4 separate regions of the Homo sapiens genome follow, and regions 1, 2 and 4 are each linked to region 3. A link is a contact called in ENCODE Hi-C or POLR2A ChIA-PET data. All regions are on one chromosome and are shown on one strand. Each heading gives the region's core, a stretch centred on a gene start or an enhancer-like site at or near the end of the contact. The rest is flanking DNA. Distances are from core to core; before and after follow the strand shown. Region 1 holds the start of WHAMM (WASP homolog associated with actin, golgi membranes and microtubules). Region 2 holds the start of SNHG21 (small nucleolar RNA host gene 21). Region 3 holds the start of TLNRD1 (talin rod domain containing 1). Region 4 holds the start of EFL1 (elongation factor like GTPase 1).

Evidence for each region. A loop is a pair of places that touch in the nucleus more often than their neighbours do. ChIA-PET counts read pairs that join two places held with the same protein, here RNA polymerase II (POLR2A). Pooled maps may share reads with other maps.
Region 1: a loop to region 3 is called in a map with no recorded cell type, with 22 times the contacts of the local background. The contact joins the promoter of WHAMM here to the promoter of TLNRD1 in region 3. A Hi-C loop is called at or near these places in 3 of 37 single-sample maps with no recorded cell type and 8 of 50 pooled maps.
Region 2: a loop to region 3 is called in a pooled map, with 9 times the contacts of the local background. The contact joins the promoter of SNHG21 here to the promoter of TLNRD1 in region 3. A Hi-C loop is called at or near these places in 6 of 50 pooled maps. POLR2A ChIA-PET finds 5 or more read pairs at or near these places in 2 of 52 experiments (OCI-LY7 and activated CD4-positive, alpha-beta T cell).
Region 4: a loop to region 3 is called in a map of B cell, with 5 times the contacts of the local background. The contact joins the promoter of EFL1 here to the promoter of TLNRD1 in region 3. A Hi-C loop is called at or near these places in 1 of 168 maps with a recorded cell type or tissue (B cell), 1 of 37 single-sample maps with no recorded cell type and 12 of 50 pooled maps. POLR2A ChIA-PET finds 5 or more read pairs at or near these places in 1 of 52 experiments (activated CD4-positive, alpha-beta T cell).

What each region holds. Positions count from the first base shown.
Region 1 is chr15:82,806,808-82,813,946 of GRCh38, forward strand. It overlaps WHAMM (WASP homolog associated with actin, golgi membranes and microtubules), which reads left to right and starts at 2,821. Exons shown (of 10, transcript NM_001080435.3): 1 at 2,821-3,528; 2 at 6,296-6,469. The coding sequence starts at 2,920. RefSeq lists silencers at 3,077-3,206, 3,227-3,336, 3,557-3,726.
Region 2 is chr15:82,745,280-82,752,304 of GRCh38, forward strand. SNHG21 (small nucleolar RNA host gene 21) reads left to right here and starts at 5,285. Exons shown (of 3, transcript NR_110098.1): 1 at 5,285-5,569. RefSeq lists enhancers at 4,969-5,098, 5,389-5,458.
Region 3 is chr15:80,996,068-81,003,047 of GRCh38, forward strand. TLNRD1 (talin rod domain containing 1) reads left to right here and starts at 4,856. Exons shown (of 1, transcript NM_022566.3): 1 at 4,856-6,980. The coding sequence starts at 6,205. LOC128071545 reads left to right here and starts at 6,075. Exons shown (of 1, transcript NM_001414893.1): 1 at 6,075-6,212. The coding sequence starts at 6,075. The coding sequence ends at 6,212. It overlaps MIR4514 (microRNA 4514), which reads right to left and starts at 1,406; the gene lies at 1,350-1,406. RefSeq lists enhancers at 1,489-1,990, 6,647-6,980 and silencers at 4,484-5,173, 5,214-5,673, 6,024-6,153.
Region 4 is chr15:82,257,364-82,263,983 of GRCh38, forward strand. It overlaps EFL1 (elongation factor like GTPase 1), which reads right to left and starts at 5,371. Exons shown (of 20, transcript NM_024580.6): 1 at 5,251-5,371; 2 at 4,325-4,434; 3 at 1,725-1,792. The coding sequence starts at 4,415. SAXO2 (stabilizer of axonemal microtubules 2) reads left to right here and starts at 5,455. Exons shown (of 4, transcript NM_001348699.2): 1 at 5,455-5,569. The coding sequence starts at 5,517. RefSeq lists a silencer at 3,301-3,487 and enhancers at 5,496-5,585, 5,606-5,675.

The DNA.
Region 1 (7,139 bases), core at 1,571-4,070, 1.8 Mb after region 3:
GTGGGTGTGTTGCAAAATTCCTACTTTGATGCTGAGCCCACAGACCAGCATAACAGTATAATCTCTCTCTCCTCTCTCTCTCTCACATGCACGCACGCACACACACACACACACACACACAGTGTAATAGTCAGAGTTGTCCAGAGAAACAGAACCAATAGAATGTATACATATATGGAAACAGATTTATCATAAGGAATTGACTCATGTAATTATGAAGACCAAAAAGTCCCAAGATCTGCAGTTAGTAAGCGGAAGATCCAGGAGAGCCAATGGTGTGGTTCTAGTCCAAAGGCCAGCAGGCTCAAGACCCTGGAGAGCCAATGTTTCCATTTGAGTTGGAAGGCAGGAAAAAAACCCATATTCCCACTTGAAGGCAGTTAGGCAGGAAGAATTCCCTCTTATTCAAGCTTTTGTTCTATTCAGACCTTCAATCGATTGGATGAGGCCCACTCACATGAGGGAGGGCAACCAGTTTTACTCAGTCTACTAACTCAAAGGTTAATCTCATCCAGAAACACCATCACACACACACACCCAGAATAATGTCTGACTAAACACCTGGTGACCCAATCAAGTTGACACATTAAAATTAACCATCATACATATATATACATATGCTATAGACAGTTTATATTCCCCTAAAATTCCCATGTTGAAACCAAATCCCCAATGTGATGGTATTTGGAAATGTGGCCTTTGGGAGGTGATTAGGTCATGAAGGCAAGCCCTCATGAATAAAATTAGTGCCATTACATTGGGGGTCCCAGAGAGCTCTTCCATGTGAAGATGCAGTAAGAATACAGGTATCTACGAACCAAGAAGCAGCCCTTCCTTACCAGACACTGAATCTGCTGGTGCTTTAATCTTGGACTTTCCAGCCTCCAGAACCATGAGAAATAAATGTTTGTTGTTTACAAGCCACCCACTCAATGGTATTCTGTTATAGCAGCCTGAATGGACTAAGACATATATTAATATATAGAGAGAGGATAATTTTATTTTTTCTTTTCTTTTTTTTTTGAGGCAGAGTCTCACTGTTTCGCCCAGGCTGGAATGCTGTGGTGCAATCTCGGCTCACTGTAACCTCTGCCTCCTGGATTCAAGCAATTCTGATGCCTCAGCCTCCTGAGTAGTTGGGATTATAGGGCATGCACCACCACGCCCGGCTAACTTTTCTTTTTCTCTCTCTTTTTTTTTTTTTTTTTGGTATTTTTAGTAGAGACGGGGTTTGGCCATTTTGGCCAGGCTGGTCTCGAACTCCTGACTTCAACTGATCCGCCCACCTCGGCCTCCAAAAGTGCTGGGATTACAGGTGTTAGTCACTGCACCCAGCCACCCACGACAATTTTATAATTAGAAAGATTGACAGTTTCCGCTTGAAAAACCAAATAGATAAGAAAACTAACAGAAATAACACAGTATAAAGCAGATAGTAAAAAGATATAATGTGAGGAATATACAAGAAAGATATTTAAAACAGACTGTTAAAAATCATAAGTAACTCATATTAGTTAAAATAGTATATTAAAATAGGGGAAAATCAATCACTTCAGCTAAAAGTTTATCTCTCCAAGAAGACTGAGTGACTGAGTCCCAGGGCCCAATCCCCAACCCTCACACCGGCAGCAGGCATAAAAGGGGAGGGACCTTCAGACAAAGGCACCTTTCCATCTTCAAGTTGCATTCCACAGAGGTTCCTAGATTTCTTGAGGTCATTTTCAAGGCAGAGAGATGCCCTAACTAGAGCTTTAGCTTCGCCCTGATTTTTTCGTTTGCTTATTGTTTACCCTTGGGGATAACAGCAAGTACAAAATCTGATTCCAACTTTTCCCAGCTCAAAACCTTCACAAACACTTTCACTTGTTCCCGAATCAACACCTCACAGGCCTTGCTTTGGCAAACGGCTCCTGATCCCAGCTTCCTGGCATCTCCCTCCTTTCCTCCTCCCATTCCCACCACCTGTCTCAGTGCACTCCCAGGATGGGAGCTGACATGGACTGTATTTCTCAGTCTACACTGCACATTTCCTAGGCAGAGACTAGGGCCGTCTTGGTGCTTGTTGCATGAACAGATTTAGCTCCACCCTGACACGTAAACTGGATTTCCTGATATCTCCTTAAACAGGCCTTCCGTAGCCAGGGGGGCATGTCGAGCCCGAGTGTCGGTGTATCTTAAGTTTGTCTGGGCCTCCGTTTCCTTAACTCTAAAGTGAAGAGTTAGAACACAGATTGTATTTAAACACCCTGGTTGGGAGCTGCAGTGCCCTGAATTCCCCCTCTTACTCCACCCCCTCAATACTGACACACAGCCGACACTCAATAAAAGTTTGTTGAATTGACAAAAATAAATTTGCGGCTTCTTGCCCAGTACTTGGCACTTAGAGGCCCTCAATAAATGACTATCGAGTTTATATTTCATCTCCCCAACGCATTTGTGACATTCTTAAGGGCGTGAACCATGTACTCAATAGGGCCCTGATGATAGAAAAGAAAATCAGCTTGGTCCCTGTTCTCAAGTTCATAGTTTAGTGTGGGAGACTAATACAATAACTCGCCGATTCAACAGATATTTTTCCAACGTCCGTATGTATTGGGTGGAAAAGGTGAGGCAAGAGTTGTATTTCCCAGACTCCTGAACAGGTTGCGAGATGATTGACTCCTGAGGGAGACCTTCTCACCTTTTCATTGGTTGTCGCTGGCCCTCTCGTCTATCACCCAACCAACCCCGAATGCCTCTTGTAAGCCCCACCTCCGGCAGCCAGCCAATCAGAAGTGCCGGGGGCCAGGGTGCTGCTGGGGCACTGACGCGGTTTCGATTCTAGCGAAAAATGATTTGGCTCGGACTGTCCCGTGACAGGCGGTGCGAGGAGGCCAGGCCCGCGCCCGCCGAGCCCTAGGGCCGCTGCTGCCGACAGCCATGGAGGACGAGCAGCCTGACAGCCTGGAGGGCTGGGTGCCGGTCCGGGAGGGCCTCTTCGCCGAGCCCGAGAGGCACCGGCTGCGCTTCCTGGTGGCCTGGAACGGCGCGGAGGGCAAGTTCGCTGTGACTTGTCACGACCGTACCGCGCAGCAGCGGCGGCTGCGCGAGGGGGCCCGGTTGGGGCCCGAGCCCGAGCCCAAGCCTGAGGCCGCCGTCTCCCCGTCCAGCTGGGCCGGCCTGCTCTCGGCCGCGGGGCTCCGCGGCGCGCACCGGCAGTTGGCGGCGCTGTGGCCGCCTCTGGAGCGCTGCTTCCCGCGGCTGCCGCCGGAGCTGGACGTGGGCGGCGGCGGGGCCTGGGGTCTGGGGCTCGGGCTGTGGGCGCTGCTGTGGCCGACGCGCGCGGGTCCCGGCGAGGCGGCGCTGCAGGAGCTGTGCGGGCAGCTGGAACGCTATCTGGGCGCGGCGGCCGACGGCTGCGGCGGCGCCACAGTGCGCGACGCACTCTTCCCGGCTGAGGGCGGCGCGGCCGACTGCGAAAGCCCGCGCGAGTTCCGGGAGCGGGCCTTGCGCGCGCGGTGGGTCGAGGCGGACGCGCGGCTGCGCCAGGTAAGCGAGGCCCGGTCGCCGGCGTTCGTCCGCGCTTCCATGGCCTGGGACACTGTGGGAGGCTCCCCCGGCGCCGAGAGCCCTGGCTGACGGCTGACGGGGAGGAGCCGGCGGGCGGAGAAGGCCGCGGGCTCCCCAGTGCCGTCACCTGCGCGGGACCGCTGCGGGAAACCGGCGGGAGCTGCGGGAGGGTCTGCAGAGAGGACAAGCGAAGTTAGAGCCTAGTGTACTTGCAGCTGGGAGCTGGGCTAGGCCCCCAACTTTTGCCCTGAAGATGCTGGCAGAGCAGGATGTTGTAACAGGAAATGCCAGAAATATTGCAAGCAAGACTGAAAACAACCCATCCATGTAGGAAAGAATAACACGGACTAAATGTAAGCAATTCCTGTGTATGAGGGGACGTCGCAAATGGGATAAAATGGTTTAGAGGAAGAAATGGCTTTTAGGAGATAGGGTGTTTTGTTTTAAGTAATATATACTTGGTCAAATGGAAAGCCGGCAGAAGGTGAACTTTATTCATCAGTTTGGAATGACCGCATTAGTGCCCTTTTAAGCTTGAAAGAGGTAGTTTGAGAGAGAGTAATTATTTGAGTGGTAAACTTACTGAACCTAAGGGGAGGGGAAGTACAAGTTCACAGAAGGGTTTAGGAGAAAATATGCCTTCTAAGTCCACACCCACAGTTTATTAAGGAGAGCCAGGCTGGAGTCTCGGCTCACTGCTGTTATTAACCTGAATGATTTTTTTCTGTGCATTCTTCTGAGGAAGGGGAAGTGAAGAGAAGAATTCAGCCTAAGCTAAATGTAGAATAAGCTTTCCAAATTAAAATGGTTTTATAAAAGGAGCTCGTTAGTGGGGTCATTTTTGTACTGTGGGTTTTATGTGTAAATATCTACACACCCACTTCTCGTGTTGATTTCACTTTAGAATATGAGGAAACCACAGGGGAGTTTCAGGCCAGTCAGCGTTTGATCTTCAACTTTATCGTCTTCACCTTAGGATATGAGGAACCCACAGGGGAGTTTCAAAAATGATATCATTTTGTATCAGACTTGTTTTTTACACACTCGGTTTCTCACAGAGATAGGTGGTTTCTCCTTAAAATCGAACATGTTTATGATGTATTTTACTGTAGTAAATACTATCAGAAAAGTTATAGTTTTCCCAAATTTAAGTTCACTCTGGGGTACTATAGCATGAATGTAGTTCATACTGTTGAGCTAGCCGTTCACGTTAGTGTAGTTCACATATTTATCTGGAACTTAAAAATGAGGGGTTGGGAGAGGAAGCTTAAATTCAAAACGTGTTCAAATATATAATTTTAATATTTAGAATGGAAAAGCAATTGATTCTAGAATTAGACCAATTGCTAGTATTGCTAGGATATATAAAATGAAGCTGAATGTTTTAACTCTGGAATTTTTCTGAATAGTTTAAGAAATAAGGCTGAAATGTATCACTTGCCTTAAGTTTACTTTTGCGTGTGTGTTTTGATTTTGTTCAGTGAGGCTTTCACTTAAAAAAAAAACCCATAATATTATTACCTGGATAAAAAACTATAGCTGAAAGTAGATCACTTTATCCTTAAGCAGAAGGATGGAAATAGGAGAATTTAAGAATGTATTGGTTGAAAAAAATCTATATTATTTGATTTTATTTCTCTTCTTCTGGGAGTAAAATAATTTCCTGCCAAGTGAGTCCACCTAGATTATACACTGTTCAGTTTATTTTCTGCCCTGCAGCAGAAGCAGTAACCAGCAGAGACTGGAACCACAGTTGAGGCTCTGTAAATGAGGTGACTGCTAAGGGCTTCATGGGAATATTAATCTGGGGCATTAAGAGAATCAACATGCTGAAGTACTTGGAGACAGCTCTGTAATGTTTTATGAGGTCTTTTTTTAAAATTTTTTTCGAGATGGAGTCTTGGCACTGTCGCCCAGGCTGGAGTGCAGTGGCGCCATCTTGGCTTACTGCAACCTCCGCCTCCCGGGTTCATGCTATTCTCCTGCCTCAGCCTCTCCAGTAGCTGGGACTGCAGGCGCCCGCCACCACGCCCGGCTAATCTTTTGTATTTTTAGTACAGACAGGGTTTCACCGTGTTAGCCAGGATGGTCTCGATCTCCTGACCTCGTGATCCGCCCACCTCAGCCTCCCAAAGTGCTGGGATTACAGGCGTGAGCCACCACGCCTGGCCCTTACGAGCTTTAAAAAGGAATACAGCCTCACAACACCTTTACAGTCAGAAAAGTGAAATGAAAAAATATCCACAACCTCAAACCTTCTTTTGGGTCCCTTTCGCTGCATACTTAGTGCATAGTTGAGATTAAACTTTGCACTCTGCCTCTCCATTTAATATTATAAAAGTGTCTTTTTTTTTGAAATGGAGTTTCCTTCTTGTTGCCCAGGCTGGAACCACTGTCTCCCAGGTTCAAGCGATTCTCTGCCTCAGCCTCCCCAGCAGCTGGGATTACAGGTGTGAGCCACCATGCCTGGACAAAAGTCTCCATATTATTAAACAATCTTCAGAAGCACAGTGCTGAATGACTACAGTAATAATATTCTTACATGGATATATCATACTTTTCTTAACCATTCTTGTTTTATTGGGCATTTTTGATGGAGGATGATAACATTTTCATATTTAATCAGTATTTAAAATTGATGTATTAAAAGTTGAGAACATGAAGGTTTCTTTTGTTTAGTTTTGTTTGTTGGGTATGTATTAAATATACTGTCCTGACTTGAGCTTTATTCACATTTGCTTTCTAGGTTATTCAAGGACACGGAAAAGCCAACACCATGGTAGCATTAATGAACGTTTACCAAGAGGAAGATGAAGCATACCAGGAATTGGTTACCGTGGCAACCATGTTCTTCCAGTACTTATTGCAGCCATTTAGGGCTATGCGAGAAGTTGCAACTTTATGTAAGCTTGATATTTTGGTATGTTTTTTTAAAATTTTTACTTTATCAGATTTACTATTTGTCATAAATTATTTCTTTATTTACACTTAATGTTCAATCTCTGTTTGTACTTTGTTTGGGTTTACCATTATGTTTATTTATTTACTTATTTATTGATAGAGATGAGGTTTTGCCATGTTGCTCAGGCTGGTTTCGAACTCCTGAGCTCAAGCAGTCTGTCCACCTTGGCCTCCCAAAGCACAGCATTACATGTGCCTAGTTTACCCTTATATGTACATATTGAGTTTATATTTAAAATTGATAGAAAATGAAGACATTTACGTTGGTCATCTTAATAGCTTAAGATTCCTACAGATTTGAAAGAGTTAAATGTTTTTTCTGGTGATGAATTTTTTTTTTTTTTTTTTTTTTTTTTTTTTTGAGACAGGGTCTCCCTTTGTCAGCCAGGCTGGAGTGCAGTGGCATGATCTTGGCTCACTGCAACCTCCTCCAGGTTCAAGCGACTCTTCTGTCTCAGCATCCTGAGTAGCTGGGATTACAGGTGTGTACCACCACGCCCAGCTAACTTTTTTTGTATTTTTAGTAGAGACGGGGTTTCACCATGTTGGCCAGGCTGGTCTTGAACTCCTGACCTCAAGCGAGCTACCCATCTCAGCCTCCCAAAGTGCTGGGATTACAAGCATGAGCC
Region 2 (7,025 bases), core at 4,035-6,534, 1.7 Mb after region 3:
ATATGTATGGTTATGTATGCTTACATATTGTAAGTGATATAAATGACAGCAATGATACAAGGATGGGAAGGAAGAATTAGGATTATTTCATTATTATAAGGAACACTGTTCAAGAAATGGTATAGTGTTATTTGAAATTGGGCTTGGATTAGCTGTAAATGTACATTGCAAACTCTAGGGCGACTCCTTTAAAAAGTAAAAAAAGTCACGCCTGTAATCCCAGCACTTTGGGAGGCCGAGGTGGGCGGCTCACGAGGTCAGGAGATTGAGACTATCCTGGCTAACATGGTGAAACCCCATCTCTACTAAAAATACAAAAAATTAGCCAGGTGTGGTGGTGGGCACCTGCAGTCCCAGCTACTCAGGAGGCTGAGGCAGGAGAATGGCATGAACCCGGTAGACGGAGCTTGCAGTGAGCTGAGATCGCGCCGCTGAACTCCAGCCTGGGTGACAGAGCGAGACTCCGTCTCAAAAAAAAAAAAAAAAGGTAAAAAAAGAAGTATAAGTGACATGGTAACAAGTGAATAAAAATGGGATTCCATACAAGGCTCAGTTAAAGCCACAAAAGGGGCCGGGCATGGTGGTTCACGCCCATAATCCCAGCACTTTGGGAGGCCAAGGCAGGTGGATCATCTGAGGTCAGGAGTTTGAGACTAATCTGGCCAACATGATGAAACCCTGTCTCCACTAAACAATACAAAAATTAGCCGGGTGTTATGGTGTGTGCCTGTAGTCCCAGCTACTTGGGAGGCTGAGGCAGGAGAATCACTTGAACCTGGGAGGTGGAGATTGCGGTGAGCCAAGATTGGGCCACTGCACTCCAGCCTGGGTGACAGAGCAAGACTCTGTCTCAAAAAAAAAAAAAAAAAAAAAAAAAAAAAGCCACGAAAGGCAGAAAAAAAGTAGAAGACAAAAATAGTTATAAAGAACAAGGGCAGCCAGGCATGGTGGCTCACACCTATAATCCCAGCACTTTGGGAGGCCGAGGCGGGTGGATCACCTGAGGTCAGGAGTTTGAGACCAGCTTGGACAACATGGCGAAACCCCATCTCTACTAAAAATACAAAAATTAGCCAGGCGTGGTGGTGCGTGCCTGTAATCCCAGCTATTCAGGAGGCTGAGACAGGAGAATTGCTTGAACCCAGGAGGTGGCGGTTGCAGTGAGCCAAGATCATGTCACTGCCTGCAGTCTGGGCGTCAGAGCTAGACTCCATCTCAAAAAAAAAAAAAAGAACAAGGGCAACAAATAGAAAACAGTAACAAATATGATAGATATTAATTCAACTATATCACTGTGAGGCCGGACATGGTGGCTCATGCCTGTAATCTCAGCACTTTGGGAGGCTAAGGCAAGTGTATCACTTGAGCCCAGGAGTTTGAGACCAGCCTGGACCACATGGCAAAACCCTGTCTCTACTAAATAAATACAAAAAATTAGTGGGGCTTAGTGTGCCTGTAGTCCCAGCTATTTGGGAGGCTGAGGTGGCAGAAATCACCTGAGCCCAGGAAGTCAAGGGTACAGGGAGCCAAGATCATGTCATTGCACTCCAGCCTGGGCAATGGGAGTGAGACACTGTCTCAAAAAAGAATAATAATAATCACGTTGAATATCAGTGGTTTAAATGCACCTAAAAGACAAAGATTGTCAGAGTAAATTAAAAAAAAAAACAAGATCCAACTATACATTGTGAACAAAATAACACACTTTAAAGACAAATACAGATTAAGAGGAAATGTGTAAAAAAGAGAAAGATATACCATGTTAACACTAATCAAAAGAAAGCAGTGGGATGTTCAGGCAGTCCATGTCAAGTAAAATAAATAAATAAATAAATAAAAGAAAGAGGCCGGGCATGGTGGCTCACGCCTGTAATCCCAGCACTTTGGGAGGCCGAGGCGGGCAGATCACGAGGTCAGGAGATCGAGACCATCCTGGCTAACACAGTGAAACCCCGTCTCTGCTAAACAAAATACAAAAAATTAGCCGGGCGTGGTGGCAGGCGCCTGTAGTCCCAGCTGCTCGGGAGGCTGAGGCAGGAGAATGGCGTGAACCTGGGAGGCGGAGCTTGCAGTGAGCCAGATCGTGCCACTGCACTCCAGCCTGGGTGACAGAGCGAGACTCCGTCTCAAAAAAGAAAGAAGGGGGGCGGGGAGAGAGAGAGAGAGAGAGAAAGAAAGCAGGAATAGCTATATTAATTTCAGACAGAGCAGAATTCAATGAAGGAAAAGTTATCAGGGATAGGCCGGCCACAGTGGGTCAGGCCTGTAATCTCAGCACTTTGGGAAGACAAGGCAGGTGAGTCACTTGAGCTCAGGAGTTCAAGACCAGCCTGGGCAACATGGTAAAACCCCATCTCTAACAAAAATACAAAAATTAGCCGAGCATGGTGGCGCATGCCTGTGGTGCCAGCTACTCGGGAGGCTGAGGTAGGGGGATCACCAGACCCCAGAAGTCAAGGCTGTAATGAGCCATGAGCTGTGATTGCACCACTGCATTCCAGCCTGAGCAATAGAGTAAGACACTGTCAAAAAAAAAAAAAAAAAGAGTTATCAGGGATAAAGAGAAGCATTATGTAATGATTAAGAAGTTATTTCTCCAAGAAGACATAACAGTCCTTAAAGTGTATGTGACTAGCAACATAATATCAAAATATGTGAGGTAAAAACTGATAGAACTGCAAAGAAAAACAGATGAATCCATTGTCATAGTTGGAGATTTCAACATATTGCTATCAGAAATAAACAGATCCAGCACAAAGAAAATCAGTAAAGACACAGTTGAACTCAACAACACCATCAATCAACTGAATAATATTGACATCTGTAGACGACTTCATTTAACAACAGCAAAATACACATTTTTCTTAAGCTCATAGGGAACATTCACTAGGAGAGACTACATTTTGGGCCATAAAATACACTTTAACCCACTTAGGAGAATAGAAATTATACAATGCCTGCTCTCAGACAACAATGGAATTTAACTAGAAATCAATAATGGAAAAATAACCTAGAAATCCCAAAATATTTGGAGATTAAACAATATACTTCTAATTTACATATGAGCCAAAGAAGAAATTTCAAGAGAAATTTAAAAATATTTTGAATTAAATGAAAGTGAAAATATAATCAAAATTTGTGGGAAGCAGTTAAAACAGTGATTAGAGGGAAATTAACACCATTGAATGCATATATTAGAAAAAATGAAAGATCTAAAATCAATTTTAGCTTTCACCTTAGGAAAACAGAAAAAGAAGAGTTAATTAAATACAAAGTAAGTAGAAGAAAACAAATAATAAAAATTAGAGCAGAAATCAATGAAATTTAAAACAGAAAATAGAGAAAATCATTGAAACCAAAAAGCTTGTTCTTGAAAAAGAGCAATAAAAGCAAAACACTTCTAGTAATCTAACTATAAAAACAATTGAGAAGGCATAAATTACTAATATTAGAAATGAAAGAGGGGAACATCACTACAGATCCCATGAAGATTAAAAGGGTGATAAAAACTCTATGCCCAAAAACAAAAACAAGAAAAAAACTCTACGCTCATAAATTTGATAGCCTAAATGAAATGGACCAATTTCTTGAAAGATACGATCTGGCAAAACTCACACAAGAAGAAACAATCTGAATAGGCCTATATCTATTTTTTAAATGGAATCAATAATTGATAACTTTCAGAAACAGAAAGTACCAGGTCCAGATGGTCTAACTGGTGAATTCTATGAAACATTTAAGGAAGAAATTATGCAAATTATCTATAGTCTCTTTCAAAAGATAGAAGTAGAGAGAATCTTTCGTAACTAATTTTTTTTTTTTTTGAGATGGATTTTCGCTCGTCACCCAGGTTGGAGTGCAACGGTGCCATCTCAGCTCACTGCAACCTCCACCTCCTGTGATCAAGCGATTCTCCTGCCTCAGCCTCCCAAGTAGCTGGAACTACAGGCACCTGTCACCACGCCCGGCTAATTTTTGTATTTTTAGTAGAGGCGGAGTCTCGCCATGTTGGCCAGGCTGGGCTCAAACTCCTGACCTCAGCTGATCCGCCCACCTCGGCCTCCCAAGGGGCTGGGACTACAGGCGTGAGCCACCACGCCCGGCCCCTACCCATCCTTTAAAGGGATACTCCGAATGTCTATGAACACTCAGATAAAACTGAACTAAATTTGAATCCACTTGTACTACATTTATTTGTCAACTCTTCGTTTGTCTACTTCTTGAGAACTTTAACAGCTGTACTGGGTTGGTTAGTGTCGCCCCCAAAATTCATGTCCTTCCTGGAACCTCAAAATGTGACCTTATTTGGAAAGAGTGTCATTGCAGATGTGATTAGTCATGATCAGGTCATACTGGAGTAAGGTGAGCCTTTTACCTAACAGGACTGGTGTCCTTATAAAACACACAGAGACAGAGACACACAGGGAGTATACCATTTGATAACAGAGGAAGAGAATGGAGTAATGCAGCTACAAGCGAAAGTACACCAATGATTGCTGGCTCCCACTAGAAGCTAGGAAGAGGCAGGAAGGATTCTATCCAGAGTCTCAGAAGAAGCAAGACCCCACTGACATCTTGATTTCTGACTTCCAGACTCCAGAAAGCGAGAAAATATATCTGTTGTTTTAAGCTATCCAGTGTGAGGTACTTGGTTATGGCAGCTTCAGAAAACTAATACAACAGCAATTTCAATTTCTACTTTATCTTCCTAGCCCCAAGAGTACCATGTGGCTATTAGAGTACAGGATTATGTAGGCTCTCAAATCCCTTCCATGGTAAAAGAATGATTGGGCTTCCAGCAGTGGCCAAGAATTGCCAGACGCTTATGAGCGCCTGCTGCGAGATGCTTGTACAGTGAATGCTCAATAAAGTGGTGGCCATTATAACCGCAAGCAATGAGACTACATAAATAGTAAGAAACGAAATAGAACAAGGGGCAGCGGGAGCAAAGAGAGAAACAAGGGCAGCTGAGGAAGGAAGCCTCAATTCCCCGGAGGACATCCGCGGGCGGAGGAAATGTGAATCTGCAAGTCGTTCTCCCAGACCCCGCTTAACGATTCCCGGCCCTTTCTCCACTCCCTACAGCCCTCGGACCCAGCAACAACCGGATCCTGTGCAGGTCTTCCCTGAGTCCAACGCGATTCTCCTGGATAACGTCAACCAGCTGAGCGATTCTGAGCCTGCGCGAAGCTCCTCGGCGCTTCCAGTAATGTCACGCTGGTGCGTGGGGCGGGACTTCCTCTCACGCGCAGGAAACGAGAAGGGCTTTTCCGCCGGAAAGAGAGTGGATTTACTAGGAAGGTGGGACGTTGGAGGGGTGGCCGCATGGAGTGAGTACTGTCTCTGGCCACCGAGCAGAGCCAGTGACAGCAGCGTCCTGGTAGGCAGGCAGGCGTATCAGGTTTCAGAGGATGCGGCTGGGAACGGGAGTAGAGGTGAGGGGTCGTTGCATCTGTCGCGGTGTGTATCTTTTGGGGGTTCAGCGCCACCAGCGACTTGGGCCTCATTCATCGCGCTTACATTTCTCCACCTCATTTGAAGAACGAGCTTCGTAGCCCACGGAGCTGAGGTTAGTATAAATGTGGAAGGGAGAAGTATGCACTCACCAGACTAAAGTTTACAGTTTTCACATAGGTTGTGCTGTTCTGTGTCCCATAAGGGCCTGCGAGAACCCAGACATTCTGAATCGGTGACGCCTGCTGGAGGCAGCAACACCTGTTGCATTAATTTTAGAACACACACACACGGAGTTGGTAATTCTTAAGCTTCCTGAATCTGCTGGCGGTCATTTGGTGTCAGAAGCAGAGCAAAGCCATCTTGGTCATCTCCCTCCTTTTAGCTTAAACCGAAGCATGATGGGGGAGATAGGCCGAAAGTTATACAGCTTGTTAATAACAGAGCCGAGAGTGAAAGCGCGATTTCTTCATTTTTAGCCCGGAATTATTTGTTGTACACCATACTGTTTCTTTGCATTGCTAGACAATTCGTCTTTTTTTACGAGGTTGACGGGGAGTTGCAAGGAGGAGTGAAAAGGGTGGTAATGTACATCTACATACAGTATAAATCCATGAAAGGCAAAATCCGTGTGTGTTAGGAGTTAGAACTGTGTCAGTCATCTACATCTTCCATAGTTTGTAGATGGAGATGAGTCTGTCACGTCGCTCTGTCATTTCCCTTTTAGCAACAGATGTGTAGTAACAATATGTGAAGAAGGAACTTTCATTGCCTGTTACATACATTTACACAGAGCGGCCTGGGGTTCACTGAGCAAGCTATGTGCTCACCCTAGAAAACTGATTCTGTAGAGTGCACTGCAGTCAAACCTCAGCTGTTTTAAGTAATCTTACATTTGGTGCTTGTGTGGCTTAAGTGTCTTGTGCATTATTGCAGTCATCTCTCTCATGTTATGAAATGGAAATGTGTTGTAGGAAAGTGGCAAGCCTGTGAAGAAAGTAAGTGAGCCTGAGGCCCAGAAAACCATACATTAGCAAATACTGAAAAACTGTTCACATCACATAGGGGGTATCTGAAGTACTGAGGAGCTCATTTAACCGGATGTTCATTGTGGGGAAGCCATGAATAGCCTCCCTCTCCTGGGTTCAAGCGATTTTCCTGCCTCAGCCTCCCGAGTAGCTGTGATTACAGGTCCATGCCACCATGCTCGGCTAATTTTTGTATTTTTAGTAGAGACAGGGGTCTCACCATGTTGGCCAGGCTGATCTCGAACTCCTGACCTCAGGTGATCCTCCCACCTTGGCCTCCCAAAGTGCTGGGATTACAGGTGTGAGCCACCGTGCCTGGCTCCTATATAAACAATTTTCAAACTTGTTGGTCTCAAGAGCCACTTAACAGTTATTGAAGACTCCAAAGAGCTTTTGTTCATATGAAAATAGTTTTGACTTCACTAACCCCCAGAAGGGCTTTCAGAAGCCCCCACAGAAACCAACTTTTAAGAACTACTTTATGCAGATGTTTCAAAGACATTTTAGATTATGTAGAGGAATGATTGCTGTTGTGATTGTGAC
Region 3 (6,980 bases), core at 3,606-6,105:
TGGGAGTGATGTGTGAGGTACTGCCCAGGTGTTCTTACTGGATGGGAACAAAATATGCCAGAGAGCAAGAGGACATGCCAGGTAAGGAGAGCGAGGTGTTAGACAGTGATCTTGCTCCCTGGTGAACCAGGGGCTGTTGTCATGCATCACCTATGACAATGAAGGAATCTGGGGAAAAGAAGGAGAGATATAAATTCCTCTCTTTTACAACAGATAGTGAAAGGGAAATAATGCATATGTATAAGAAAGATAGCCTGAGATGTAATTGGCCCATCTGTGTGCACAAAAGCAAAACAGAGGGACATTGCTCCAAAGGGAAAAATAATTAGGGCAGAGAATGCCTCTTACTGACCAACAGGTGGCACTACAGACCAAACACAGCATGGTTGTTGGTCTGTAAAGTGTGGGGTAGTGTGAAAGTTGGGTATCAAAACCCAGAGTGGCCAGACAGGCTCACACCTGTAATCTCAGCACTTTGGGAGGCTAAGGTGAGAGGACCACTTGAGGCCAAGGGTGTGAGACCAGTCTGGATATCAAAGTGAGACTGTGTCTCTGAGACTTTCTCGCTACTAAATAAATAAATAAATAAATTTTTGATAGAATGAAAAGATCCGGAGTGCTTACAATGGAATACCGTTCACCCATAAAAAAGAAGGGAAATTCCCATGTATGCTATAATATCAATGAATCTTAAAGACATTATGTTAAGGCTGGGCACGTGGCTCATGCCTGTAATCCCAGCACTTTGGGAGGCCAAGGCAGGCGCATCACGAGGTCAGGAGATCGAGACCATCCTGGCTAACACAGTGAAACCCCGTCTCTACTAAAAATACAAAAAAAAATTAGCTGCGTGTGGTGGTGGGTGCCTGCAGTCCCAGCTACTCGGGAGGCTGAGGCAGGAGAATGGCATGAACCCGAGAGGCGGAGCTTGCAGTGAGCCGAGATCGCGCCACTGTGCTCTAGCCTGGGAGACAGAGCCGGACCTCGTCTCAAAAAAAAAAAAAAAAAAAAAAAAGATATTATGTTAAGTGAAATAAGCCAGGCACAAAATAACAAATATTGTATGGTTCCACTAACATGAGGTACCTAGGGTAGTCAAATTCATAGAGAAAGTAGAATGGTGGTTGCCAGGGACTGGAGGAAGGGGGAGTGGGGAGCAGTTACTTAATGGGTATGGAGTTTCAGTTGGGCAAGATTAAACATTTCTGGAGATAGAGGATGGTGATGGTTGCACGATAATGTACTTAACAATGGGTAAGATGATATTATGCTATTTTACCACGATTTAAAACATAAAAACAAAACAGAATGCCCATAATGTTCTCTTATACCAAGTGGTGGATGCACCTTCTAAAACAGGCAAGAGACGAGGTAAAAGATGTTTCCCCAATCCTGCCTGTCTCAACCTGTCAGTTCCTCTTGTCCTGCCCAAATCCTCAGTTCTCTCTTTGCAACTTGTTCACTTACTTTTCATCAGATGCCTATTTCAGTGTAGGCCTTGAGCCAGTATTGAGAATGCATTCTCTAGGGGCCAGGCCATTTACCAGCTCCCTCTCATCCACTCCATTTACCTTCCCTCAGCCAATCCTCAGTCCACACATTTTCCGCTTTCTTCTCTCACTCAACATCCATTAAAAAAAAAAATACTTAGTCCATTTGAGCTGCTATAACAAAATACCTTAGACTGGGTAATTTATAACTAATAGAAATTTATTGCTCACAGCTCTAGAGCTGGGAAGTAGAAGATCAAGGCCCCAGCAGGGGCCCATTCCTCATAGATGATGCGTCCTCTATGTTGCTGCATCCTCCCATGATGAAAGGGCAAAAGAGGTGAACAACTCTCTCACACCTCTTTTATAAGGCCACTAACCCCATTCAAGAGGGCTCCACCTCATGACTTAACCATCTCCCAAAGGCTCACCTTGTAATACTGTGACACTGGTGATTAAGTTTTAACATATGAATTTGGGGGTCAGATCACAGCAAATACTTTTGATTTATATTTATTTTAATTTTGAGAGGGTTAGAAGGGGTAATAGGTGGAGTTTTCTAAAGAAAAAGCCATTGCTTGAGTGACTCTAAGGGCAGACACCAACAAGCCATCCTCTAATTAGACTAAAAATATGCAACAGCAACAGACAACCCTCAAATCTCTGTGACTTAACACACCAATAATTTACTTTGTGTTCACATTGCATGTCCACTACAGATCAAGAGGGTCTGCTCCACATGGTCACCTAAGCTTACAGAGGCTCCACCAACTAGAATGCAGTCTCCGTGGTAGTTATAGGAGGGCAAGAGAGTGGAGAATTACAGATTGGCTTTTCATTGTCTCAGCCTAGAAGTAACCTGCATAGCTTCCCCTTACATTTCATTGGTCAGACAGAACCACATGGCCCTGCCTACCTACAAATATTGTATCTGTGAAGCCTGATTATCTCTGCTATAGGTTTTTTACTCTGTGCTCTCACTGTGCCAATAGTGAAATTGTGGCTGTTTCTTGTGAATCTACTCCTATCCCTGGACTCTAAAGAGTGGGGGCCTCATATTACAAATTATGTAACTTTGGTGCCTAGCACAAGACTGGTGCCCAGTGATTGTGGAGTGATTGAACAATCGGACAAAGTAAAGGTGAACCTAAAGAAAGGTGGAGGCAGTGCCTGGGAGGATCAGTTTAGGAGCTTCCCTATCTGAAAAATGAAGCAGGGAAGGCCGAGAAAACAATGCTATCAGTTTTAAAAATGAAACCAAACCTCACTGAATAGAGTGGACAGTCTGTGTGTAACACAACTCATTGTCGGGGTGGGTTTCCATCAACAACAAAACAGACTGCATATGTAGAAGAAAGGGAAAATGGGACCCCCAGGGGCACTACGTGGCTTTGGAAAAAAAATCTGATCTTAGAGCAGCCTCAAGAATAAACTAGGCACAGAACAGTCTGACTTCCCTCTCATAAGTTTTATTTATTTATTTATTTATTTTTTTTTGAGACGGAGTCTCCCTCTGTCGCCCAGGCTGCAGTGCAGTGGCGCGATCTCCGCTCACTGCAAGCTCCGCCTCCCGGGTTCATGCCATTCTCCTGCCTCAGCCTCCCGAGTAGCTGGGACTACAGGCGCCCGCCACCATGCCCGGCTAATTTTTTGCATTTTTAGTAGAGACGGGGTTTCACTGTGTTAGCCAGGATGGTCTTGATCTCCTGACCTCGTGATGCGCCTGCCTTGGCCTCCCAAAGTGCTGGGATTACAGGTGTGAGCCATCGCTTTCGGCCCCCTCTCATAAGTTTTTGGAGCTTAAGAAGGACTAAGGTGCAATCCCTGGGTCACCATGGAAAAACCTTGACTTATCCAGCTGTTTTTTTTTTCTCTTGTAGAAGAAAAAAAGGAATTAACCCTACATAATTACTTCCTATTTCAAGTCAGTTTTATTGACCTCGGTTTGCAAACTAAGTGGGCTCATCCGGATTCTAAAGATATTTAAGGATACTTTCAGTTATAAGTAGGATGACTATCCATCCAGGTTTGAACCTGCTGTTCATGGTTAATTTATTAATAGCATGTCTCACAGTTCATTCTCAGAAATGCTTGGATATGGCCGATAAATTGAAACGTCATCCTAGTTAAAAGTAACGTTTTTAACTGGCTGGAGAAAGGTGACTTGGGGTTCTAGGAAGGGACAGAGGAACAAACATTCTGTTGGCTCAGCACGCCCAGCCTGTGTTGGGCTGGGCACCTTAGAGGACCTGTTTCAGGACTGCGTGACTGGCGTTTTGCTGGGAGTAGCCCAGGTGTTTTAACCACTTCCTGAAGAACAAGGTTCGGTAAAAAGAGGCTGGGGCGTAGGCGTGGGTTCCTGTCCCTGCCATATGCTGTCTTCCTGATCTTCGGAAGTCACTTCAAGCACCTGATCATCAGTTTCCTTATCTGTAAAACTGGAGTAGTAATGTTTCCCTCCAAACGCCGTCGTATTTAATTCATTTAACAGCAGCCACTATTATTCCATTATACAGACGAATAAATAGACGTTATGAGAGGGCAAAGTGCGCTGATCAGGGCTCATAATAATTCTAACAGCTACTGTTTAGGAACCAAGTACTCAAGCAGCCTGTGCACAATCTCTAATTTCTAGAAGAGAAGACGGATACTTGGAAAGAGAACTTGAACAATGTCATGGAACTCATAAATGGCTTGAGAAAGGCTGATCCTAGGAAATCTGCTTCAGAACCCGCGCTCTCACTGCATAAGGCGTATTTCAAGGGAGGAACGGGCAGGCATCTAGCACCACTCTTCGGACTCCCCATCCAGTGCTCTTTTCCTCTTTTCGTTACACTGCACTGCTGGTCGGAAACCCATCGTGGAAGTGGATCAAACACAACAAAGGGCAGGGGGCGTTGGAAAACCGGGCGAAGTCGCGCAGACCGAGACGACCCACCGGCCCCAGCAAATCACCAGGGGCCGAAATCCAGTGTCCTCCTCCCTTCAGCCCAGAAGCCAGGTCACCTTTTAGACTTGCTCTCTTGGCGGGGAGGAAGCGTGGAGCCCCCTGGTCCGGCTAAGAGCTTACGTAAGGCCCGCGGGCGGCTGCGCCCCGGTCTCCCATGGGTGTGCGCAGAGCCCCCGGGCCGGAGCAGGCCTTCCCCTGTCCGCTCCCCCAGTCTCTCGGCCCAGGACCACGGGGGAGTTCAGGACCACCGGCCCCACGCCGGCAGCGTCCGCGTTGGGCGGCGGCGTCCCCCGCAGCCACCCAGCTTCCCGGGGGAGGAGCAGCGCATCGCGCAAGCATCCGGGAGCGGCGGAGGGGGCGGGAGGAAGGGCGAGAGGAGGAAGCGGGATTTAAACGAAAGGCGGTGACGCCACACAAAAGATTTCTATAGGCTCCAGGGAGGTTACGGCCGAGGCGGCGGCGGCGGCGAGCCCGGGGGCGAGGCGCGGACGGGAACAGGAAAAGCCTCCGGCAGCCCCTGCGGGCGGCGGCGCAGCCACGGCCGCGCTCCGAGGTGAAGCCGCGCGCGGAGAGGAAGCGGGTGTTTTCCCCTCTGCCTTTCGGCCCCCGCCCTTCCTTTCAGTTTCTGCCCGCTCGCTCGGAAGTTGGCGGTTGACAAAAATGGCAGGAGCCGGGGCCCGGGCCGGTTGCCGCAGCGCCGCGGGGACCTTCTGAGTTGGCCCGGTGGCAGGGAGACTCGTGCAGGGGCGTCCGATGCGCGGGGCCCGGGGCCTCGGGAGAGCTCAGCTGCTGCGGGCCCCAGACGAGGCGACAGGGATGGACTTGCGTAGACAGCCAGCGCCGGGCCGCCGGGCGCGCGGTCTGGGAGGGCGTGCCGCCGCGGCGCCGGGCCGCGCTCTGTGAACCGGCGAGGCGGGAAGGGGCCGCCGTGGTGCTCGGCACGCCCGGGCGTGTGGCGGGCGGGCGAGAGCTTGAGCGCGATCCGGGCGGCCGCTGTGCGCAATCAGTGCAGGCTCCCGCCCGACTCTGACTCGGCGCGGCCGCGACAGTGCCGGCCACACCCTCTGCCCCGCTGCCGCCGGCGCCGCTTCCCAAGAGCTGGAGGCAGGAGATGCGCCCGGGGCGGCCGCGCGTCCCAGAGAGCCAGCCCCGGCCGCCGTCGCGGGGAAGTGCCGCCTGGTGGGGTCACGGCGCCTGAAGCCCACGTGCGCCGCCGAGCCCGAGGTGGCCTCGAGCGCGGCGGCTGACAGCACAGCCCGCCTGAGCTGCCTCCCGCGCTCCTCCCCGAGGAAAGGATTTTGATTTCAAAGAAAGGAAGGAAGGAAGGACAACTCCCAGCTTCCCCGTCCCGCCCTCCCCGCTCCGAGGGCCGCGCCAGGCCATGCCCAAGAAGGCGGCGGCGGCGGCGAACCAGCAGAAGGGACTTTCCTGGCAGCCCGGCGACGAGGAGCGCGGACAGTGAGTTTGCTCTGCCCCGGTTCATGGTTCCTGCAAGCCCTCTAGGAGGCCGAAAGCTGCAGCCCCTCCCCTTGCCCCGAAGAGCCTTCCGCGTTCTCTCGCCCTCGGGCCCACCCCGCGCCGCCCGGGCTCCCGCCGCCGCAGCCCAGTGCCCTCTGCCCGCGGCGGTGGATGGCATGATGGTGCGGGGAAGGCACCGCGGCCTTGGCCAGCTGAGTCGCGACGGCCGCCGGGGCGGCGGCAGTGGCCGCGGCAGCGGCGGTGGTAGCGGGCTCCCCAGCGGCATGCCAGTGCCCCCCGGGCGCGATGGCTAGCGGCAGCGCCGGGAAGCCCACTGGCGAGGCGGCTTCTCCGGCTCCTGCGAGCGCCATCGGCGGGGCCAGCTCGCAGCCGCGGAAGAGGCTGGTATCCGTCTGCGACCACTGCAAGGGCAAGATGCAGCTGGTGGCTGACCTGCTGCTGCTGTCGAGCGAGGCGCGGCCCGTGCTCTTCGAGGGCCCCGCCTCCTCTGGTGCCGGCGCCGAGTCCTTCGAGCAGTGCCGGGACACCATCATCGCGCGCACCAAGGGGCTCTCCATCCTCACCCACGACGTGCAGAGCCAGCTCAACATGGGCCGCTTCGGGGAGGCGGGGGACAGCCTGGTGGAGCTGGGCGACCTGGTGGTGTCGCTGACCGAGTGCTCGGCCCACGCGGCCTATCTGGCCGCTGTGGCCACGCCGGGCGCCCAGCCCGCGCAGCCGGGCCTGGTGGACCGCTACCGCGTGACGCGATGCCGCCACGAGGTGGAGCAGGGTTGCGCCGTGCTGCGCGCCACGCCGCTGGCCGACATGACGCCGCAGCTGCTGCTGGAGGTGTCGCAGGGCCTGTCGCGCAACCTCAAGTTCCTGACGGACGCGTGCGCCCTGGCCAGTGACAAGTCACGGGACCGCTTTTCGCGGGAGCAGTTCAAGCTGGGCGTCAAGTGCATGAGCACCAGCGCGTCGGCGCTGCTGGCCTGCGTGCGCGAGGTGAAGGTGGCGCCCAGTGAGCTGGCGCGCAGCCGCTGTGCGCTCTTCAGCGGGCCCCTGGTGCAGGCAGTGAG
Region 4 (6,620 bases), core at 4,121-6,620, 1.3 Mb after region 3:
GTTGTGTTACTCTTCTTTAAAGTCATTCATTCAAAAATATTTATTTATATATACTATGCTTTCTATATGTCCAAAGTACAGTGAGCCACATTAGGAACATTACCAGGTCAAAAGTGTCAAATGTTCCTCAACAATGTCAATGAAAAACAAAACAAAAAAGTTTCCTAGTCAAGAGAATCAAAAATTGTCTATATTGCTAGTAATTGTTTAAATTAATAACTTTATATTTTTAGAGCACCTTTAAGTTTACAGAAAAATTGACTGAAGGTTCCCACATACTCTCTCCTCCCACCCACACAGTTTCCCCTATTATATCTATCTTGTATTAGCATATGGTGTGATACCTTTGTTACAACTGATGAACCAATATTGATGCATTATGATTAATTAAAGTCCATAGTTTACATTAGGGTTCACTCTTTGTATTTGTTAGCTGGGTTAATCTTTTCCAAAAACAAACTTCTGGCTTCACTGATCCTTTCTATAAAATGTCTGTTTACTATTTCATTAATTTATGCTTTACTATTTCCTTTCATCTACTTACTTCAGTTTTGTACTTTCTCTAAATTCTCAAGTGGGGAAAATATAAGCATTTCATTATTTCACTCAACCTAGTTTTCTTCAGCCTCCTCTAGATAGTATCTTGGGCCAGCTTCCCTCCCAACCCACACATCAATTCCCAAATCGATCTTCAAGTCTATTGGGTCTACCCTGTGGATTCAATTTTGCTTCTCCGTCTCCTCTTCTCTCTATTCTCTGTCACCTGATAAACCCTATTGATCATATCCTAAATTCATTATGGAAACGAATATATCTTTATTTTTCTACTGCCAAGTAAATTATTCCAAGCCCTTTCAACTCATAGCTACAAATAAAGATCTCTTTAATTTTATTTCCTCAAACGCTATTTTCAGGCTAGGTGTGGTGACTCACACCTGTAATTCCAGCACTTTGGGAAGTCAAGGCAGGAGGATTGCTTGAGCCCAGGAGTTCAAGATCAGCCTAGGGAACATGGCAAAACCCTGTCTCTACAAAAAATTAGCCAGGTGTGGTGGTGTGCACCTGTAGTCCCAGGTACCCAAGAGGCTGAGGTGGGAGGATCACCTGAGCCCAACAGGGCGAGGTTGCAGTGAGCCGTGCATGATCACACCACTGCACTCTAGCCTGGGCAACAGAGTGAGATCCTGTCTCAAAAACAAAAACCAAAAAACCCACTATTTTCATCACAATCCTCAGGCACAAGCAGCTTTCCTTTGATACTTAGGTTAACTTTTAAGGTCTTCTATAATCTTATTCTCCCTGCCAGTATGTTTTCTCTGTCACTAGTCTCTAGGCAAACACTCCACTCAAATAGAGCACAACACACAAATTAGCCTTTATCCGTCTTATTTCCCACTACCTGGTAGCTTTTCTGTCTTCTCCTCAAACCACTCAACTCATTCACCTACAAAGAATCTCTTGCGCTGTGAAATCTTCCACAATGGTGTATCATTTGCTTGCTGCAAAAACTCACTTTTGCACTTAGGATAAAGCAATACAAAGCAATACAGAAGTAACTATTTTTCTCCTCAGCATTTTTATCTTGCAAAATGGATTGGCAGCTTTTAGACGCAAGAATTATGTTTTATACCCTTTTGGATGGCTGAAGAACACAGAAAATGGTTCATCACATTGTTGATAGCTAATACTGAAATGCAACAAGTATTTATAAAATAATAACATACCTTGCCTGCTAGGCGGCTGGAGATGATTCCATTGCTAGATATAAGACAGTCAGCCAGAGTAGTTTTTCCTGTTAAAATAGCAACATCAATTCAAATCTATATCTTTTTTAAAAGGGGTCATGGATCATACCTATAGATTTAAAATCTGGTCATAAGAATTGGTTTAGTAAAGATTTTCTATTTACCTATGCTAGGTGACAAAAGAGATTTATTAGACTTTTGAACAGAATATCATCTGGAAGGACACAGAGGCTAGCACTCTATAATGCTGTAATCTTATCTCCAACCCTGTGGATCTACTCAACCTCATCTGAAAAGTTGTCAAGTAACTTTAGAGAACATACTCTTTTGCCATATTTCCCCATGCATGGCCTCAGCTGGAATTTGCTAAACTGTCTTAAGAAAATACTTACTTATCAAAGAAATTCAGGAACATTATCCATATCTCTTACTGTTTGTAATATAGCATGTGGAGGGCATAAACATACTGTAACAACCAATGAAACCTAGTATCCAAATCTAAACCTAGGAATCTACTTTAAAGCAAAAGAATCTTCGAATATATTTATAGTTACTTTTATTAAGCAGACTACATACAACTAAAGTCTATGAGATTTTATGTGATATAAACAGGTGATTCTGTGTAAAGAATGTCAGGGGTATGCATAATTACTACAACTGGGTTGGAGTAAGCAAAGGAGGGTTTTTTTCCTTCAAGACAAGTCTTTATTGCACTTTAGGAACTTCAGCAAAGCTATGGAATCTCTGTATTGTTCAAACCAGAGACCAATGAGTAGGAGAACTGAAGATATTTAACACTGCTATCTGTCTGCAATGTAAATATGTATTAGCATATAATCCTAGAGCATCACTTTCCTGCTACCCAGTAAAGCTGAATTTATTCTAAGTACACCAAGTATATACCTCCCTAGAAAATAATTATCAAGCAAGCAGGAACTTTGCTTTATTCACAGCAGTATCCCTAGGACCAGAACAACGCTTGTCATATAGAAGACCTTCAGAAAATACTTGTTGAATGGATGAATCCCAGGTTTTTTAGGATAGTAGCAGCTTAACATAATTTTAAACAATACATTTAAAGTAATTTGTTACACCCCACTAACTTTCCACTTGAATAAATTCATAAAGAAAAAAAAAACCCTTTTATCAGCCTTCACATTCTCAAAATGTGAGCAGTAAAATTATAAAAACTCATGGAGGCAGGGGTTACTCACTGGATTTGTACTAAAACTCATTCACAGCTGGCTTCACTTGTAAGTGATCCACTATCTGTCTTTCTGTCAGTTTCCATACTCACATTACTTCAGCTCTTCTATCAATGACAACAGCCACCTAATCTCTGACTTTGGATCCATCCTAAGCATGTCTACCAATCTAATCTTTCTCATGTTTTATTTGATTACATCATTCCTGCTCCATGTTTTCCCCCAAAGGCTCCCTACTGCCTAATAGTAGACATTAATGATCGTTTTCATGGTGAAGCGTTTACCTTCCCTCTCATTATTATCACATTTAATCCTATAGCCTATAAAGCAGGTATAGTTTTCATCCTGTTTTACAGATGCTGTATATTGAAGCTCAAAAAGGCAAGGTATGTAACTTGAAAATGGAGATCTGAACTTAGGTTGTCTAACTCCAGAGCTGGAGCACTCAACTCTTATCCCAGTTCCTAGCTGGCATGAGCAGCTCTATGAGATATGACTCAGCCTGCTTCTTCACCTCGCCAACTGGTCCTTCATCTTCAGGATGGTAAATATGTTTTATTTCATATGCCCATCCCAATCACTTTGCTGTGGTTACCTAAACTACCAAGAGGTTTGAAATCAAGAGGAGGCTTAGCATGAAGGAGCGCTATGGAGTTACAGCAGTATCTGTCAGAAGAACATACCATGGGTTAGCTATCTCTGCCTTTCCCATATACTGGGCTTTGACCACATATATTTCCCTCTCCCCTTGATGACACATTCCCACCTGTAATGATTATCTCCATTTGTCATCTTGAGCCCCCTTCAAGTGTCATCTCTAATACTAATTATGTTGTGAGGTCTTTTCCTAACCCCTCACTTCCTAATCCTCTAGTTCTCCCAACCTTAGAGTCTACTTTTTTCTCTTGTTTGTCTCATTTTGCTCTGCTCCCCGTTAAAACCTCCCCTGGGCTAGTGCCCTACTCATAAATCTCCACCTTCAGACATACTAAGCAAAATATCTTGAACTTAACAGACGTTTGATAAATATCTGATGAATTAAATAGGATCACATACCACAGACTCTAAGGACATTATGTCAAGACTACAGACATTTTATATGTAAAGCCATTTCAAAAACAAAAAATTCAAGTTCTGCTTTAAAAAACAACATGACATAATATATAGAAGAATGCTACTCACTAGGTAACCGTGTTCATTTCAAATGCTTTATAGCAAAGCAGGCTTCCCTAACATCACACAAAACTTTTAAAGAAAGAAGACTTGCTTCTTAGCAAACATCACTCTCAGCTGTCCACAGCTTCACTCCACTGAGACATACAGAGACACATCTCCCTTATTTATCAAAATAAGCCATTTAAAAAGTATTCTTACCATGGTCAACATGAGCCAAAACACAAATATTCCTGATGTTGGCAGTGTTTTTCTGGAGTTGAATCATCTTATCCAAACTGTTGAGCACCATGATTACTTATTTCCTGTGACTAAAAATTAAATATGTATTACAAATGGCCCAGAGGCTAAAGGTCGGGGCAAAAGAAAAAAATAATAATAAACGCTGGGAGGTGGCAAGCTTCTCAAACCCCTTAAACCAAGAACCCAGTGAATGTTTATTGATGAGATAGACCACCAAGGCCTAAGTCCAGTTCGAGCACTAAAGTCAGTATCCTACCACGATTACACTTAAGGAGTTTGCTCATCCTTCCGGATCCAAAGGCTGCGATGAATCACGCAGCTCGAGGGGACTGGGTGCACAGTGACACCAGTAACCCTGCCGGTGGAGGAGTACTCCAGTAAACATCTCCAGGCCAATGACCACGTACAGGAAGGGTTGCATCCAGGAGGGAGAGAAAATGCTGAAGAAGATGCTCCCTTTCTCTCTTCAGTCTTCCCCCAAGTCCCTCATTCTGACATTCTCGCTCGTCCTCGCGCGAGGTCAAATACCCAGCTTTATTCCTGCCCATGGAGCCCGAACAAAGTTTTGGGTCACGTGCTTATTATCCAAGCAGGTGCACTGCCGGTCTTTCATTCCTTTCTAAATAAAAAGGAAAAACCTCTACACTACATGCCCTTCATTTCTGCAGGGTCCCAGATTCGTTCTCTTTGAGGATCCTGGGTCCACACAGACAGGCGACCGCCCCGGCCCCAGACGGGAAGCGGCACTCCGGGGACCGAAGCTCCCAGCCCGCGCTCGGCCCCAGCCCCTGTTCCCGCCTCAGAGCCGCAGCGAGCGGGTTCCTCCGGCACCGCCCAAAGGCTGGCCTAGGAGGTTCCAGCCCCCAGCGCCAGCCCACACTCACCGGCTGCAGCAGCCCCACCAGCCCCGCTCCTTCTCTCGGGTCGCACCCACACCGAGAGCTTCCGAAAGTCCGAGAGCTCTGCGGGTCCGACACGCCCGCGCGCCAGGGGGCGGGGCCGGCTGTCGCTCGACCTTTCACCCGCACGTCTCTGACGCCGCCGGAAGCCGGCGCCGAGTCTGTCACCGGGCATCCCTCTGTTGCCTTGACTACGGCGGGCGCTGTGGGAGTGGAGAAGCTGCAAGTGCTGAGGCGCGGTGGAGGAAAGCATGGGAGCCAAGAGTATGAGGAGCTGGTGTCTGTGTCAGATTTGTAGCTGCGGGTAAGAAACGGCTGGTGTAGCGGCGGGCCCGGGCTTGGGAGCCGACCTAGGGCCTAGGTGCACGGAGCCGGCTCCTCGGGAACCCTGAGAGTGGCCGTCCCCCGGAGATGAAGGGACGAGGGCGCAGCGACATCCCCACTTATCCCGCTCCGCGAATACTCGCTCCTCACCCGCCTGCTACCCGGGGGTAAAACGTTTGTTCGTAGCCCCTGAGACTCCCAATCAAGGATGCAAAGTAAAATGCCACCCGGGCCAGGTAAGTAATATATGTGAAGCCGCGACGGGATATAACGCTGGTGAGTAGTGGGATGTGATCCGACTGGGAGAGTGCATTTCCACCCCATAATCCCCCACCACGAAGATGAGAAAGAACAGTGCTCAAGGCCCTGAGTCTGCAACCCATATCACATTTTCTTTCATCTGTAGCTTTCTGTCCTCCCAGCCAGACCATATTCCCATTCCCGTCCAGGCAGCAGTTCTTTGGGATCCGCCTGACTGAAAAGTCAGTAAGTAGTCCCTACCCTGAAATCTAGAATCCAACTGTGAGTCCTGCCTAACAACCTTCCATCACCTGTAAACACAGTCCTCTCCTTCCTCAGCTTCACTATTGACCCAGGGATTAGATCATTATTTGCTAAGTAAATATGAACGTTGTCAATCCCTGGTGTATTTGTAATCCCATTCAAAGAAAACACCTACATGTTGATGGAAAGCAGTTTTTTTAATAGTCTCATAATAAACACAGTTCATAATTATATATAGATTAAAATATCAACAAATTAACTTTGGGTGTATGAATCCTCAGACTGGTGTGCAGGAGAAAATTTTTACTTTTCTCCTAATTTATATTCAACGCAAGTTCCTTTCTCATTCAACTGTAAGGAAATTCAGTCTTCATTATGTTGAGGGCCACCATTGGAATGGCGTGATTTTACTTCTTGTTTGTTTGTTTTGGGCTGTGGTTGTTAGTTTTGTCTTTTTAAGGGTTTATTTTTATTTTTTGACAATGCAATAAATACACAAGAAGTATCATAAAAATCTAAGCAAAAAT